3 separate regions of the Homo sapiens genome follow, and regions 1 and 3 are each linked to region 2. A link is a contact called in ENCODE Hi-C or POLR2A ChIA-PET data. All regions are on one chromosome and are shown on one strand. Each heading gives the region's core, a stretch centred on a gene start or an enhancer-like site at or near the end of the contact. The rest is flanking DNA. Distances are from core to core; before and after follow the strand shown. Region 1 has its middle 89 kb from the start of LINC00261. Region 2 has its middle 150 kb from the start of LINC01427. Region 3 has its middle 92 kb from the start of LINC01427.

Region 1 (4,947 bases), core at 1,969-4,468, 60 kb after region 2:
CTTGATTACTTTAGCTACATAGTAAGTCTTAACATCCAATAAACTGATTTCTTTTGCTTTGTTGTTTTTCAAAATTGTTTAATCTATTTTTAGTTCCTTTGCCTTTCAATATAAATTTTAGAATAATCTTGCTCATATCTATGAAAAACATCTTGCTGATATTTCCATAGGAATTGCATTAAAGTTGTATGTGAATCTGGGGAGAACTGGCATCTTTGTTAGGTTGAGGCTTCCAACTCATAAGCACAGGATGTGTCCTTGATTTCAATTAGCTCTTCACTGGTTTCTTTGACCAGCATTGTGTAGGCAGCAGCATAAACGTCCTTTACATGTTTTTTTACATTTATACCTAAGCATTTCTCTTTTTTTGAGCAATTGTAAATTATATTATATATTAATTTTGGTGTCCATGTGTTCATTGCTAGTATGGAAAAATACAATTAACCTTTTTATATTTATCTTGTATTCTGCATTGTTGAACTCACTTATTAGTTCTAAGAGATTTCCTACAGATTCCTTCAGATTTTTTATATAGACAAACATGTCATCCACAAATAAACGCAGTTTTCTTTCTCTCTTTCTCATATGTATGTCTTTTATTTACTTTTCTTGGCTTGTTGCATTGGCTAGAAGCTCTGGCAGAATGTTGAATAAGAGTGGTGAAAGTGGACATTCTTTCCTTGTTCCCAATCTTAGGAAAAGTGTTCAGTATTTCTCAATTAAGTAATCCTAGGTGTAGGTTTCTGTAAGTGGTCTTTGTCAAGTTAAGGATGTCATCTTTTCCTATTTTTCTGAGAGCTTTTATCATTAATGGGCACTGAATTCTGTCAAGTAGCTTTTCTCTGTAGATTGATATAATCACGTGATTTTTCTTCTTCAATCTATTAGTATGGTGAACTGCATTGATTAACATTCAATATTAAACCTGCCTTCTATCCTGGGAATAAAACCCATTTGGTAGTGGTGTATAATTCTTTCTATCTATCACTGCATTTTATTTGCTAATATATTGTTAAGGATTTTTTGTTTACATTCATGAAGGTCTATAATTTTATTTTTGAACTGCCCTTGTCTGGTTTTGGTATCAAGGTAATACTAGTTTCATAAAATAAATTGGAAAGTGTTTTCTCTCTTCTCTATTCTGGAAGACATTGTATAGAATTGGTGTTAATTCTGCTGTACCCATATGGTAGTATTCTCCATTGAAACCATCTGGGATTGGAGACTTCTCTTTTGGGGAGTTATTAAATTAAAATTTCAATTTCCTTCATTGTTATAAAAGTATTCAAATTTTCTGTTTCATATTGGGTAAATTACGTTTTTTTTTTTTCAAGAAATTTGCCCATTTCATTTAAGTTGTCAAACTTATGTGTGTAGAGTTGTTTATAGTATTTCCTTTCTATCCTTTGCTGTCTGGAAGGTCTGTAGTGATTTCTCCTGCTTCACTCCTGAGATGGTATTTTGTGTCTTCTCTCCTTTTCTTTGTCAGTCTTGCTAGTGGTGTGTCAGTTTTATTAATCTTTTTAAAGAATCAACTCTTTTTTTCATTGATTTTCTTTATTGCTTTCTGCTTTCACTTTCATTCAGTACTGACTGTATTTTTATTAATTTATCCCTTCTTCTTGCCTTGGACTTATTTGCTCTTCTTTTTCTAGGTTCTTGAGGTAGGAGCTTATATTATTGAGCTGAGAATTGTTTTTCTAATGTGTGCACTTAGTACTATGAATGATAAATGTCTGTCTCTCTTAGCACCACGTTAGCTGTGTACCACAAACATTGATGTATATTTTCATTTTTATTCAGTTCAATTTTTTTTTAACTTGGAGCTTCCTCTTTGACCTATGTGTTATTTAGAAGTGTATTGTCTAGTTTTCAAGTATTTGAAGATTTTCCTCTTATCTTTCTGTTATTAATTTCTATTTTTATTACATTGCAGTCAGAGAACACACTCTCTATGATTTCAATTCTTATAATTTTTTGAGATTTGTTTTATTGCCCGGGATATGGCCAAAATTGGTATTGATTGATGGTGTTCACCTTTTCTCTTTTTCTTGGTCAATCTAGTTAAAGGTTTGTCAGTATGTTGATTTTCACAGAACTAACTTATGGTTTTGATAAACAACATAAAGATGTTGGAGAGCAAGGAGGCATTGGAAATAAACCAAAAGCTGAGTTTTCATTTTGGCCACATGCTCTTCATAATTGTTTATTTTTGGTTTGAAATAAATAAATAAACAAATAAATAAAGGGTTTTTATGTATGATGCTTGTGCTCTAAGTAATTCGGGCAAGAGTGACACCACTGCCTGCCTATCAGCACTTGCAAAGAAAAACCAATTACTGTCAGCCCCCTTCAAAAAAATGTATCTGCTAAAATTGCTTGATGACATGGAAATCCACACTGAGGTGCTTATACCCAGGGGCAACCAAGTCTCCCCTGCAGCTGGGGCCTATAACCATATTTCCTTCATTTCACAAAAATCAAAAGTTTAGGAACCACGAGGAAGGAGCAAGAATAAACACCACTACAAACCTCAAACCAACAGCGCTGAGAGATTACAGCAGCCTCACCCTGCCATTTGGGGCTAGAGACTGCTCACATTTATTCTGTGGTCAGCGTCCATTGGAAAGCAACGCAGCACACACCACGGCTGTGTTTGAGCTGATATTCACTAACACTGAACTAACTGCATTCCAATCCAAAGACTTCGCAAGTGCCCTCTTTCTTAACTGGGAATCTGGCAGAATGTTATATTTAAATATCAAACGTTGTTAATCATGTCAGCGGTACTTTAGTTTGGATAAAATGTCTTTCCTATTGTAGCTAATTGCTTGAATATCTGCAGACTGATATACTCTTTGTAGACATTTATGCTGTCCTCTTTTTATAACTTTATTTCATTTTCTCTTCATTTCTGGTGTTGACTCAAAGGGCCTTTATCACCTCATGCTGATAATCTGTGCTTTATGGCCGCTGGTGTGATTGGGAGCAGTTGAAGCCGCGTGCAATAATACACACATATAAATATTTGAACAGGAAAAAGAAGGTCTGTCTGATGTAGACCAAGGAAGAAATGCATTTAAACAAATAATGCCACTAGAGGGACCTTGACTCTGAACCACGAATAGGCAGGGTCAGACTTGGAAGGGCACCCTCTCATTGCCCGGCTTGTACGGGTGGGCGCTAGTGCCACGGCCCATTTTAAAAAGCAGGTTCTTCCAGGCCCCATGGCACAGGGAGCCGAGCTGGGTCCATGCCAGCAGGCTTATGACGTCATTGTTGTAGCTTGCTTATTTGGTCAGGATCACTAAAATAATTCCCTTTGAGAAGAATAAATTTGCTCTTGCAGAAAGTTAAAGACCTGAGAGGTTTTAATTAGTTTACCCTGCCCTCGCCTTTGGTCGCCAAACGTTATTGCAGAGTTCAAAGAACATGATGTTGTGTGTCTCCCTTTCCCATTTTTGCGTGGGGGCCTTTTCCCCCTTTTTAGCACCTCCTGTGAATAGTTGAAAATGAGTGGCAAAATGACATTCGACTTAGAAAGTAAGAGCACCAGGAAGCAAAACTGGAGGCAAACACAGCAGCTAATTTCACCAGGCATAGCTGGTGCTGTCCGCGGTTGTCCCTGACAGCGCGGCCGACACAGAACCACCTGTGTTTGCTCACTAGCTTTCCCCAATCTGCGAGAAAATGGCCCGGGCCGGTCACATGGCAGCCAGATAGGCCAGGCACCATGGGAATACAAAAGCCGGAGCTTTTAGCAGAGTTAATCATTAATGCGCCTTTTCTTTGTCCCATTCAGGAGTGCTGACAGGGCTTTGATAGCCTGTATTTGCCATCAGCCGGCTGCAGTCCTAGCCAGGTACTAATGAGACCCCTGGCTCCAGGCTCCCTGGCAGAGCCCAGAGCCCAGCCTGGACCCAGGTGCTGCCATCAACCTGAAGCCTGCCTGCCCCCTGAGCTCCCTCCTGCTGCCCGCTGTGCCCCCACTCCTTAGGCCTTGTTCTGGTTGATCACCCACCTGCCTGGAATCCTGCACGTTTCTGCAAAGCATCTGCCTGAGTTCAGCGAAGCAAGGCTAGGAAATGTGTGATTATAAAGCCCATAATCCTCTCTTCCCCTGTGTCATCCTTCCCCCAGCTAGGAAAAAAAAAAAAAAAATTAGAAAGCTAAGCTGAATTTTTTTTTTGTTTGTTTGGATGTGTACCAAGGATGGATTGTTTTGCCCTAACATCAGTGGGGTGTTTTCTTTCCAAAACTTAGCTTAGAGAGTCACCCACGGGTATATTCTAATATTTCCACTCAGCAAGTAAAATGCAGGTGTCCCTGACAGCAATTTTTTTAAATAGAAAACCTCACCTTAACATCCTTAATGGTAAGTAGCTTGTGTGTCAACATGACTGGAGCTAGGGTGAATGAGAACCACATTAAAACCTTCCAGCTACCAGTTCTTTTTTTTTTTTCTTTTTTCTTTTGTGATGGAGTCTTGCTCTGTCGCCCAGGCTGGAGTGCAGTGGTGCGATCTCGGCTCACTGCAACCTCCGCCTCCTGGGTTCAAGCAATTCTCCTGCCTCAGCCTCCTGAGTAGCTGGGACTGCAGGCGCATGCCACCACTCCTGGCTAATTTTTGTATTATTAGTAGAGATGGGGTTTCACCACATTGGCCAGGCTGGTCTTGAACTCCTGACCTTGTGATCTGCCCACATTGGTCTCCCAAATTCGGTTCTTTTATTTGAAATCACCACCCTCCCAAGAACGAGATATCCCAACCTTCTGATTTTATGCTTGGCCTCCAGCGTGCTCAAAATGTTCTTCAGATTTGTGCTACCATCTTACCACTAGCCTTCTCAAAAACATAAACCACAAATGCACCATTGTCCTTTAAGAGTAGTTGAAAACAAGCAAATCAGCATCTTTGAAACCTGGCTTAATAAAGAATAGAGATTT
Region 2 (4,624 bases), core at 1,374-3,873:
TTAGACAGACGAGGTAGGCCAGTCATTGGCGTGTGGACAAAGGCCCAGTCTCTGCCTCATCAGTGCTTGACCTGTCCTCACTGAGGCCTGTGAGAAAAATCTCATGACTACAACTTGAGTTTGTTTTGTTTGAGTAGTTTTAGAACCAGGTTTACCTTCTTCCAAATTTTATATATATATACATATATATGCATACACACACACATAAATATGTGGGTATGTATATTTGTCAAGTTATTCTCAATGTTATGAATAAATATGGATCTCTGCTTTAAGATCTCTTATTCACCCCAGCTCAACTATTGCTATGTAATAACCACCCCAAGTTTACTGTAAAACCACACAAACCGTTTATTATTATTATTGATCATGATTCTGCAAGTTGACTAAGTTTAGCCGGGCAGTTCTCACTCAGGGTCTCTCATGTAGGAACAGTTGGACAGTGACTGGGGCTGGTGTTAGCTCACAGAAGACTCAAACAGCTGGCCTCCTTGGGCCTCCCTGTCTCTATGTGGTCTCCCCATATGGTCTCTTACCTGGGGGCTCAAATCTTTTGAAGTGTGTGTCCTAAGAGAGAGCACCAGGTGGAAACTGTATTGCCTTTTACAATCTAGCCTTGGAAGTCATGCAGCGCCACTTCTGCCCCATCCTACTCATTAGAAGTGAGTCACTAAACCCAGCCCTGTTCCATGGGAGGGAAGTTGATGCCACCTCTTGATGAGAGGAGCAGGTCTTCAGCACATTGCTTCCTTCCGGTCCTCCCTCCCTTTCTTCTTTCCATGGGTCACCGATGGTAGAACAGGAAAAAGTCTAGGAGGTAATTGTTTTTTCATTCTGTCTCCAAAATCCCTCACCATTTCTGTATTTCTACAGAGGAAAAACAGAGGCCAAGTAATTTGAATCATTCAACCCATCTCTAATAGTGGAGCCAGCAGTAGAACTCCAGGGCTCTTCAATTTTCTATGGAAAGCAAGAGAATTAAGGGGCCCAACTTATTCCTCCCAGTGTTGTCCAGAGGGACTGGATCAGAAGCTGATGGATTCTTTCCTCTGGCTTGCCAGGCTGGGGCTAGGTGCCCAGCTGTTTGTGATATTATGGAGAGAATTTATGGATGGGTTGAGTGTTGGACAAGAACAGTGTTTTCTAGATCATCATTCTCCAAGCCTGGCAATAAGGTTCTCCCTCTGAGATGGAGTTTAACTTGCAGGATATTTATTCAGGAGAGGCTCTGGGACCAATATCTGTGGAAGGGAGCCACAGTGGATACTACTGGGCATTCTGAAGTGGATTGTTCCTTCAGAGTAGTCCTGAGTGGGGCCAAGCTACAGAGCCTATGTGCACATCCATTTATCAGCCACTGGATGACCTGCCCAAAGGGGCCTGAGCACGGGCTCCAGGTGGCTCTCCACAGCTGACCCATTTCTGAAGGGGCTGATAGTGAAAACTGTCTGCCAGTGAAACTCTTAGCAGCTGAGATTTATTCCTTAAAGTCTTTCTTTAAAGGGGGGTCTGGACAGCCTCCCATAGTGATTTGTTGTGAATCACAAATGACAAGGCCCTGGCCCCCAGAGATTCTGGTTCAGTGGTCTGGGGTCAGGCCTGAGAATTCATGTTTCTTAAAGGCTCTAGGTGACTCTGCACAAGGGGTTTCCGTCATATCAGCTGGACGCTCTGAGGCTCTCCGGAGCAGAATGAGGTGCTAAGGTGTTGTGTCTAAACGCATGGCTTGGTCAAGTGTCCCAGTGCAGTGATCCTCAGAGGGTCAGATGCAGCGAAAGTGAAAATGAGCATGTGGGTTATCCAGACACCCCAAGTTTATCACCCTGTCTGGGCCAGGGTGCATGACGCTCACTCCTGCAAAACAGAGTGAGCAGGCAGGGCTGTTTCTTCCCCCTGCAGCTGGGAAGCCCCAGCCAGCCTGCTCCATTGAACTTTCAGCTCCCGGAGTTGGCTCATTCCCTCCCAGAGAAAACAGCCCTATTATAAACATACAAACTTGAGTTGGGGCGGGGGTCACAGGCTCTTGCCTAAGTCCATCCTGCAAAATTGACTTTTCTGTCAATGAGAACACAGCTCTGCTTTTACCTCTCCTGTGTGCTTTGGCAGTTTCTGCTTGGCTGTAAAATTTATCCAAGGAAAACTGGCATTTATCTTGGGTTCACTTGTACTCAGCAAAACTGATAAACAGATGGGGGCTGGCCAGGCCACGGGCAATTTGGTTAGCACTTTACAAAATACAAATGTCATCCTTTATTTTTACAGGGATTATTTATTGTGAATTAGGAAGTTATTGGTCTGTTATATTCTAACAGGATCATTCACTCCAGTTAAGGGATCCATGTCCCTATTATAAAGTGGTGGGGGGTGTCCTGGGTGGAAGAGACTTTCTGGCATTGTTGGCAATAAAGGAATAAAATGGCCCTGCTGGGTTTGCGTATGCACACACAGGGCACTTATCTGTGAAGACTGTGAAAAAAGAAAGAAGCAAAGAAAGAAATCAACAAGATTTGATGGGGAAGCTTGCAAAGGAGATCAGAATTCAGATCAAATGTCCCACCCCAGTGTCTCTGGAGTTTTTTTTCTTTTGTGTCCCAGCTAAAGGCACTGGGAGGATCAGAGACCTCATCCCAGCTCTGTTTACTTTGGGAACAATCGTTGGTGTATGAATAATAATGCCTCCCTCTGACCATGACTAATTGAATTGCAGCCTGCGGGCAGTGGGGAGGGGCTTTGCCGGGCCAGTCCATCACGGCGTTTCTCAAGTAGCCACCGACAGTGATGGATGCAGCGGCGCTTCCCAGAGTGCATCCTCGAACACCTAAGAGCAGGGGTATGAACCTGCATTCCGAGTTTCTATTAGCCGGGGCCTGGCAGAGAGGACGGGAATGGCGGCAGTTAAAGATGAGTTGGTTGATTAAAAGGAAGAGGAGAGGCAGCCCTTTTCCTAACCTCCTCCTCCCACACCTGATTTTAAGCAAGTTTTGTTCATGGGGACAAATGAGAAAATATTCATCGTGTGACCATGCAGGCCTCAGTGGGGCCACCTCTGCTGAGGCCGTGCCTGTTAAAAGTACTGGGCTTGTTTGGGGTGCAGTGGGAACCCTGGCTTGGAAAACAAAAAAGGCAAAACAGCCAAAGATTTGTCCTGTTAGAGGATGTTTAGAAGCCAACAAATGAGGTAGAAGAGGAGACAGAAAGACAAGAGAGAAGTAGGGGCAGTTGGAAACGGAGTCTATGGCCATGTCTATAATCCAACAATGGATCACACAGGGACCCTAACATTTGGTCGTCCTGTTGTCTGCGCTGTGTTTACACAGCAGAACCATGCAGCTGGGGCCCTGGGCTCAGTCGGACTTTGTTCTCACAGCATGAAGGTGACCCCTGGTGAACTGCGATCCGGGAAGCTTGTGCAGCCCAGCAGTCTCTATGGTGGTCTGGACACAGGGGAAGTCGTCCAATTACAGGGTCACTGCTTTCTATCTCAGTCGGATTTAGTCCGGGCCAAACCCCAGATTGGCACCTTTTTATGAGAGCTGTGCACGCCACCCTGGCTCCTTTTGGTGGCAGAGGCTGGCTGAAACTCCAGGCGGATTTTGGAGGCAGATGCTGGCTTTAAGGGAGCTTTGGTTGGCCTGCTCCTCTTGGAAAGCCCTGATAAAAGCATTCGGGGCAGGGGCTATACTTCTCTTGTATCTAAAATCCTGAAATTTTAAATCCCTCCAAACAGTTTCTTATAACTTTTTTGTTAGCTTACTATGCTTTAAAAATTATCCATAGGTCTTAGTACCAACAGTCATTTTACTGCACAGAAGTTTCTCAGCTCCCTTCTCTTATTTAAGAATGAGATACTCTCTGCCCATTCTGAACTTTACAGGAATAACTCAGGGTGTCTTGTTCTTATAAATAAAAAATTTTTAAAAAATCTTCTAATATGTTTCTATTTTATCTATCAATCCATTGATCTATATGTTTATTTATCCATCTGATTATCTATCTATCTATTTATCTATCTATCTATCTATCTATCTATCTATCTATCTATCTATCTATCTAATCTATCTGCTTTCCTACTTATCTTGGTGAATAAAATAAAGCCAGGAAAGAAAGGCAGGTGTGTTAAGGGAGCCGTCTATTCCTCTGGCATGAGTAGGGTGCAGGATGTAGTATCATGCAGCTGGTATTATGAGCTGTTGGAGGCAATTTCAAATCGATGCATAAAAATTATCTCCCCAGTATGTCCTGAATCCTAACCCCACTTGACCAAATGAACAATAAGACATTCAAGCAAAATAAGTAGTTTCCTGGTGCCTGTACCAAATGTGAAATATTTTCAACCCCTCAAATCCAGGCCGTTATAGCATTTTAGTCTCTGGTTTTCAACCCCCAGCCCAACCTACTAAACAAACATTGTGACCACCCTGGCGTGGGCCACACTCCTGGGGTTAAGATATTCCACCTAAAATCCCTTCAGTCTCTTTGAGCTGATATTCATGGACACTATTCTTGTGCTTTGAATACAAAACAAAGGGAGATGGAGCTGGCTTAGCTGCTGCAAAAGTGAGGGGAAGGAATGGTAAGAAGATGCATTTATGCCTGCAATTTGTCTTTAGAAAATAAATATTTC
Region 3 (4,915 bases), core at 1,857-4,356, 55 kb before region 2:
CAAAGGATCCTGGTTGTTTCAAGTTCCTCTATTTGAAGTGCACATTTCCTGTTGTTTTAATTTGCTTGTGAGTGCACCTCCTGAGAACCTGGTCTCTGTTTCATTCACTTTCCGTGCATTCCTCTTTCTATGCTTGATGCTGCAGCTTGTATTGTTTTCCTCCCCTTCTCTCTCTTTCCTACTCCCCTCCTGGTGTTCTGAGATCATCTCCCAGGTGAATTACCTGCACTCACATCTTTGTCACAGGCCTGCTTTCGGGGCAATCCAAGCTAAGAACACACACAGACACACACACACACGTACACACACACACACACTCGCACACACGTTTTGAACAAGCTCAGGGAACAAGAGCAGATATGCAAAAAATACAATTTTCTTTATTTTTAGAGACAATTTATTACTTTCAGCCCTGATTCTCACTGGTGTCTAAAGGAAATTAAGATTAACTCAACCTTCTTACCCATGATCCTCCCAGGAGTGTGTGTTACTCTAGGAACCTTCAGCACTGTGTTTAACAACTGGTCTCTAAAGGCTCATTCTTGGGTGTCCTCGCCTTGTCCTGGAGTCCATCAGCTCAGCACACCATGTCTGGGCACATCCTACTGTTCCCATGGCATGTTGGGTGGAAGTTTACAGAAATAAGGCATATATATACTTACCTTATATATATTTACATTTATATATATAAAGTATATGTACATTTACATTTAAAATTTACACAGTTTTATCCCAACAAGCAGCAGTTCAAATATCATTCTAGATGTCATGATTTTTTTTCCCTAATTGTGTGTCTTGTTTTTTTGAGACAGGGTCTTTCCATGTTGCCTAGGCTGGTCTTGAACTGGGCTCAAGTGATTCTCCTGCCTCAGCCTCCCAAGTAACTGGGATTACAGGTGTGCACCATCATGCTTGGCTATTCCCCTAATTCTTAAATGTTGGTGGCCAGAAAAAGCACTTGGCATTTCTAAACTCCATTGTCTGAGGTCTGAAATGGGGCCCAGGAATCTGTATGTTTCAAGGGCCCAGGAATCTGTATGTTTAACAGTGCCCAGGTTAGGAAGCTCATGGGAAGAACATAATGAAGTCTAATAAAATAAATTTCTGATCAGACATGTCTTACATCCCAGCTCTCATCTTTTTTGGCGGAATGATCTTGGGGGAGGAACTTAATCACCCTACCTCTCAATTTCTTCAACACCAAAGTGGAGATCAGAGTGCCTACTTCTCAAGTTTATTCTGAGGATGTAATGAGGTTGTAACAGTGAAACACAGAATTCACATATTTGTTCAGCACAAATATGTGCTGGACACACGTCATCCAGGAGCTCTGGGACAGGCTCTGAGCAGTGCTGTGCCTTCAAGAAATAAACAAGGGAAGTGAAGTCCCTGAAGGTGTGTGCTTGACATAAAGAAAGTGCTCATGGCTTTTGGAAGAGAACTAAAACAGGCTGTTCCTGGGGACCCTGGCCTTTCAGCTCAATCCCACTTCCCAGGAAAGGCACCTGGGATTTGGATTTATTGATGCACGACCAAGCGACATGAATTAATTTGAGATCTTTTATGTAAATGGCATCATCCAGGTGCAGTTTTAGTTTAGGCTCTCTCAGCAGCACACCCTGTCCTGCCCAAGGTTCAACTGGGAGGAGGCACTCCCAGGAGAAACTGGCAAGGGATCTGGGAGCAGGACAGGGAAAGGAAGGAAGTGAAATGAGGGTATGATTTCAGGTGAAGTCTCAGCCTCTGCGTGATTCCCTAGGGAGCTCTTAACAGTAAGTTATAAGGCAGAGTTTTTGGTCAAGGGGGTGAAGGGTCTCTGTCTGTGTTTTCAAGGATGTTCCAGTGCCCATGGGCAATCTCTGAAGATTGTAAATGAACCCTCATCAGCAGAGCTTGCAGCTGCTGGGAAACAGGGGCACAGAGCTGGTTTAAAAAGGGCTCCAAAGGCCTCTGGCCAGGCACCACAACCAACTGCCCACTACAGATGTGGGCCCAGGTGTTCCGGCTCCACTCCCAGGGCTTCTGCTCCAACTCTTGCTTTGGATTCTAAGTGGATGACCCACCTTAAAGCCTTGGAGCTTTAGTGTCCCCATGATTAAAATGGGGGCTATGATGGAAACCCATACCTTGTAGTCTCATGCAAACAATAAAAAGTCTTGCAGTTTAAAAATCATGATGAATCATTGTACTACCATCCTCATTTTCCACCTATGTAAACAGATGCAGCAAGTATCACCTGCCCAAGATTGCACAGCTGTTAAATCACAGTAGCAGTCGCCTTCATCCAAGGTTTGCCGTGTGCCGGGCAGTCTTCCAAGGGCTTTACATCAGTTATCACACTTAATCCTCAAACAACATATGAATTAACATTATGGTTAGCCCTGCTGAAGGGATATTAAAAATAATAATAATAATAATAAATAACTTGCCTAAGATCCAAAACTAGTGGACACAGAGCTGGATTTTGAACCCAAGTCTGTTTCACTAAATTGGTCAGCTCCACCACATTCTCTCTAGTATTTGATTATTTAGGTGACTCTGGGATCCTTTCCTATCTACCCTGGTATCTCCAGTATCTGGCAGACTAATTAGACATTTGTACACATTTGCAAGAAGTAAATAATTTTGAAACCACCTTGAAACACTTTGGCCTATAATTGTAACTTGGACTAGAATGAGCCCAACAACAACAAATTTGTGAAAATCAGCCTTATTAACTCATTCAAGAAAAATATATTGGGCGCCCAGTACAGGCTTGGCATTGTGTTGAGTATTGCAGGAACAAGGGTGGAATCAGATCTATTTTCCCAGCCCACATGAGGCCCAAGGAGTTGAGCAGGGCTGTTCATTTAGAAGGTTCCCATGCTCCCACCATGGTGTCTGACAATGGGCCTCTGGCACGGGCCTGGCCAGTGTGTGCTGTACAGTCCTGACACTGCGCCAGAGGAGACTCGGGTCCATCTTTCCACTTTTGGCATATTGGCAATTGAACTATATTCCTTTTCTCTTCTCCTTTCCCTCTCCCCTTCTTTCCCTATGATTATCAGAGGCAAATATCTCAGAGAGTTATAATTAGAAGAAATTGAGCAGAGGGTGGGGGAAGGGGATATTGTTTCAGAAATAATTCTGAGTCACTGGATCAGGTTTCTCAATGTGGAACATGCCATGAAAATATTCTCTTACATCAAGAATTAGAATCACTTCCTGCAACTCCTATGTGTCTTTATAATTAGTAACTGTTAAGTATTTCTAGAAGAGAGGGTTTTCTTTGAATTGTTTACCTTTTTCTGCATCTGTGTTTTCTATCTGATGGGCAAAAACACGTGTTGCTTTTTAATGAAAGAAAAAGTAACGTAAACATGTTTTCTTTTGTCCTCCTCTCAGGTTTGGTGAGTAATTGTGGTGATGAATTGTTTTTCATTCTATGGCGAGGATGAAAAGGACACTTTCTTTGCTTCTTCACCTCTGCCCCACAATGGAGAGCGGCAGCGCCTCTGAAGGCAAGGGGAGTGGGGTTTCCGAATCCCCAGGAGAAAACACAGGTCTCTGCTGCGGCGGTCTGGTCCAGAGAACCTACATCCGGAGGCTTTCATTTCCTCATCTGTACCATCTCCCAAACAGACATTTCTGAGAGTGAAAAGAGGCACCATTAGAATTAGCCTGGGTTAGCCAGAAAGGAGGTGGTCTTGGGCAAAACTAGATGTGATGCGATCCCAGGGGACTCTAGGGTCTCTCCCAGCTGAGACATCCTAAATTATGAAAATGCAAGGCCCATTCTGTATCCCACAAGGGCCTGAGTAAGCTCCGTGAGCCATCATAAGCTGCCAACCTTTAGCTGCACAAGAGAAATGAACTCTGTAGGGGACATATCCAATTCCGATTTAAATTTAATCTGTGTGGTCAATTATTTGTGTAATAATGGAGGAAAATAAAGTCTATTTCACAAAAGTCAACTCTGTAATTTTAGAGCCTTTAAGACATTTGAAAATGCCTTGTGCAATTATGTGGCGCTTAATACTCAGATAATGGAACAATGAAAGATGTATGTTTGCATTTTGTAAAATTAAACTGTATGCAGTTATTTATCTTTTACCTTAATTGTTTGAGCTTGTTTCTAATGTAAACTGTTGTAATTTTAAATAAATATAATAGAAAAAACTTTCATAGGTATCAAGAATCCAGAGTAAATTTACTTTGCAAATAGGCTTTGTAGGTATGTTTTATGCTGAGGATCTTAAACTGACACTTTCATTCAAAAATATTTTGAATTACTCACTGTTTGCCTCTCTGAGGTCAGACAGATTGCAAGGAGACTAGATTTCACAATGGAGTTTGGGTGACTTCATCTTATTCCAAAGCCTGAAATATGATAAATGTATGAAATAAATATGTGAGAAGATTGAAAGTGCATTATTGATTGACTTTTTAAGTACATTGATCTTTATGCTTTTATTTTTCTGTTTTTATTCTTGGTTCCATTTTACATGCTCAATTTGTTCTCCCCTCTAGTCATATTTTTCATCTACTTAACTTTGTTAGCTTGATATATTATGGAGGTTTCAGATTTGGGGATAGATAAGGCAAATTATGGTATATGAATACCTTTGATAATATATAAAATCGTCAGTATAAGACAAATATACTATTGTTTAAATTCCAATGCTGTGAGTCGTCCTGCTGTGATATTCACAGCATGACTATAAATGTGTGTATGATAAATAAAAGAAAGAGGGAGGCCAGGCGCGGTGGCTCATGCCTGTAATCCTAACACTTTGGGAGCTAAGGCAGGCGGATCACTTGAAATCAGGAGTTCAAGACAAGCCTGGCCAACATGGTGAAACCCCGTCTCTACTAAAAATACAAAAATTAGACAGGCATGGTGGTGGCGGGCACCTGTAATCCCAGCTGCTTGGAA

What was found. Hi-C counts contacts between places; a loop is a spot of excess contacts on that map. ChIA-PET counts read pairs that join two places held with the same protein, here RNA polymerase II (POLR2A).
Region 1: a map of HepG2 shows a loop between it and region 2 (3-fold over the local background). The contact joins two enhancer-like sites. A Hi-C loop is called at or near these places in 1 of 168 maps with a recorded cell type or tissue (HepG2). POLR2A ChIA-PET finds 5 or more read pairs at or near these places in 1 of 52 experiments (HepG2).
Region 3: a map with no recorded cell type shows a loop between it and region 2 (1.9-fold over the local background). The contact joins two enhancer-like sites. A Hi-C loop is called at or near these places in 3 of 168 maps with a recorded cell type or tissue (HepG2, heart left ventricle and thyroid gland) and 1 of 37 single-sample maps with no recorded cell type.

Annotation. Positions count from the first base shown.
Region 1 is chr20:22,487,278-22,492,224 of GRCh38, forward strand. No RefSeq gene overlaps it. Among named protein-coding and RNA genes, the nearest start is that of LINC00261, 89 kb to the right of the region's middle. Within about 2 kb of position 3,219, at least 10 of the 41 ENCODE cell types and tissues checked have a DNase peak (open chromatin) inside an H3K27ac peak, as active enhancers do.
Region 2 is chr20:22,427,573-22,432,196 of GRCh38, forward strand. No RefSeq gene overlaps it. Among named protein-coding and RNA genes, the nearest start is that of LINC01427, 150 kb to the left of the region's middle. RefSeq lists an enhancer at 3,240-3,384 and a cis regulatory region at 3,307-3,318. Within about 2 kb of position 2,624, at least 2 of the 41 ENCODE cell types and tissues checked have a DNase peak (open chromatin) inside an H3K27ac peak, as active enhancers do.
Region 3 is chr20:22,372,030-22,376,944 of GRCh38, forward strand. No RefSeq gene overlaps it. Among named protein-coding and RNA genes, the nearest start is that of LINC01427, 92 kb to the left of the region's middle. Within about 2 kb of position 3,107, at least 6 of the 41 ENCODE cell types and tissues checked have a DNase peak (open chromatin) inside an H3K27ac peak, as active enhancers do.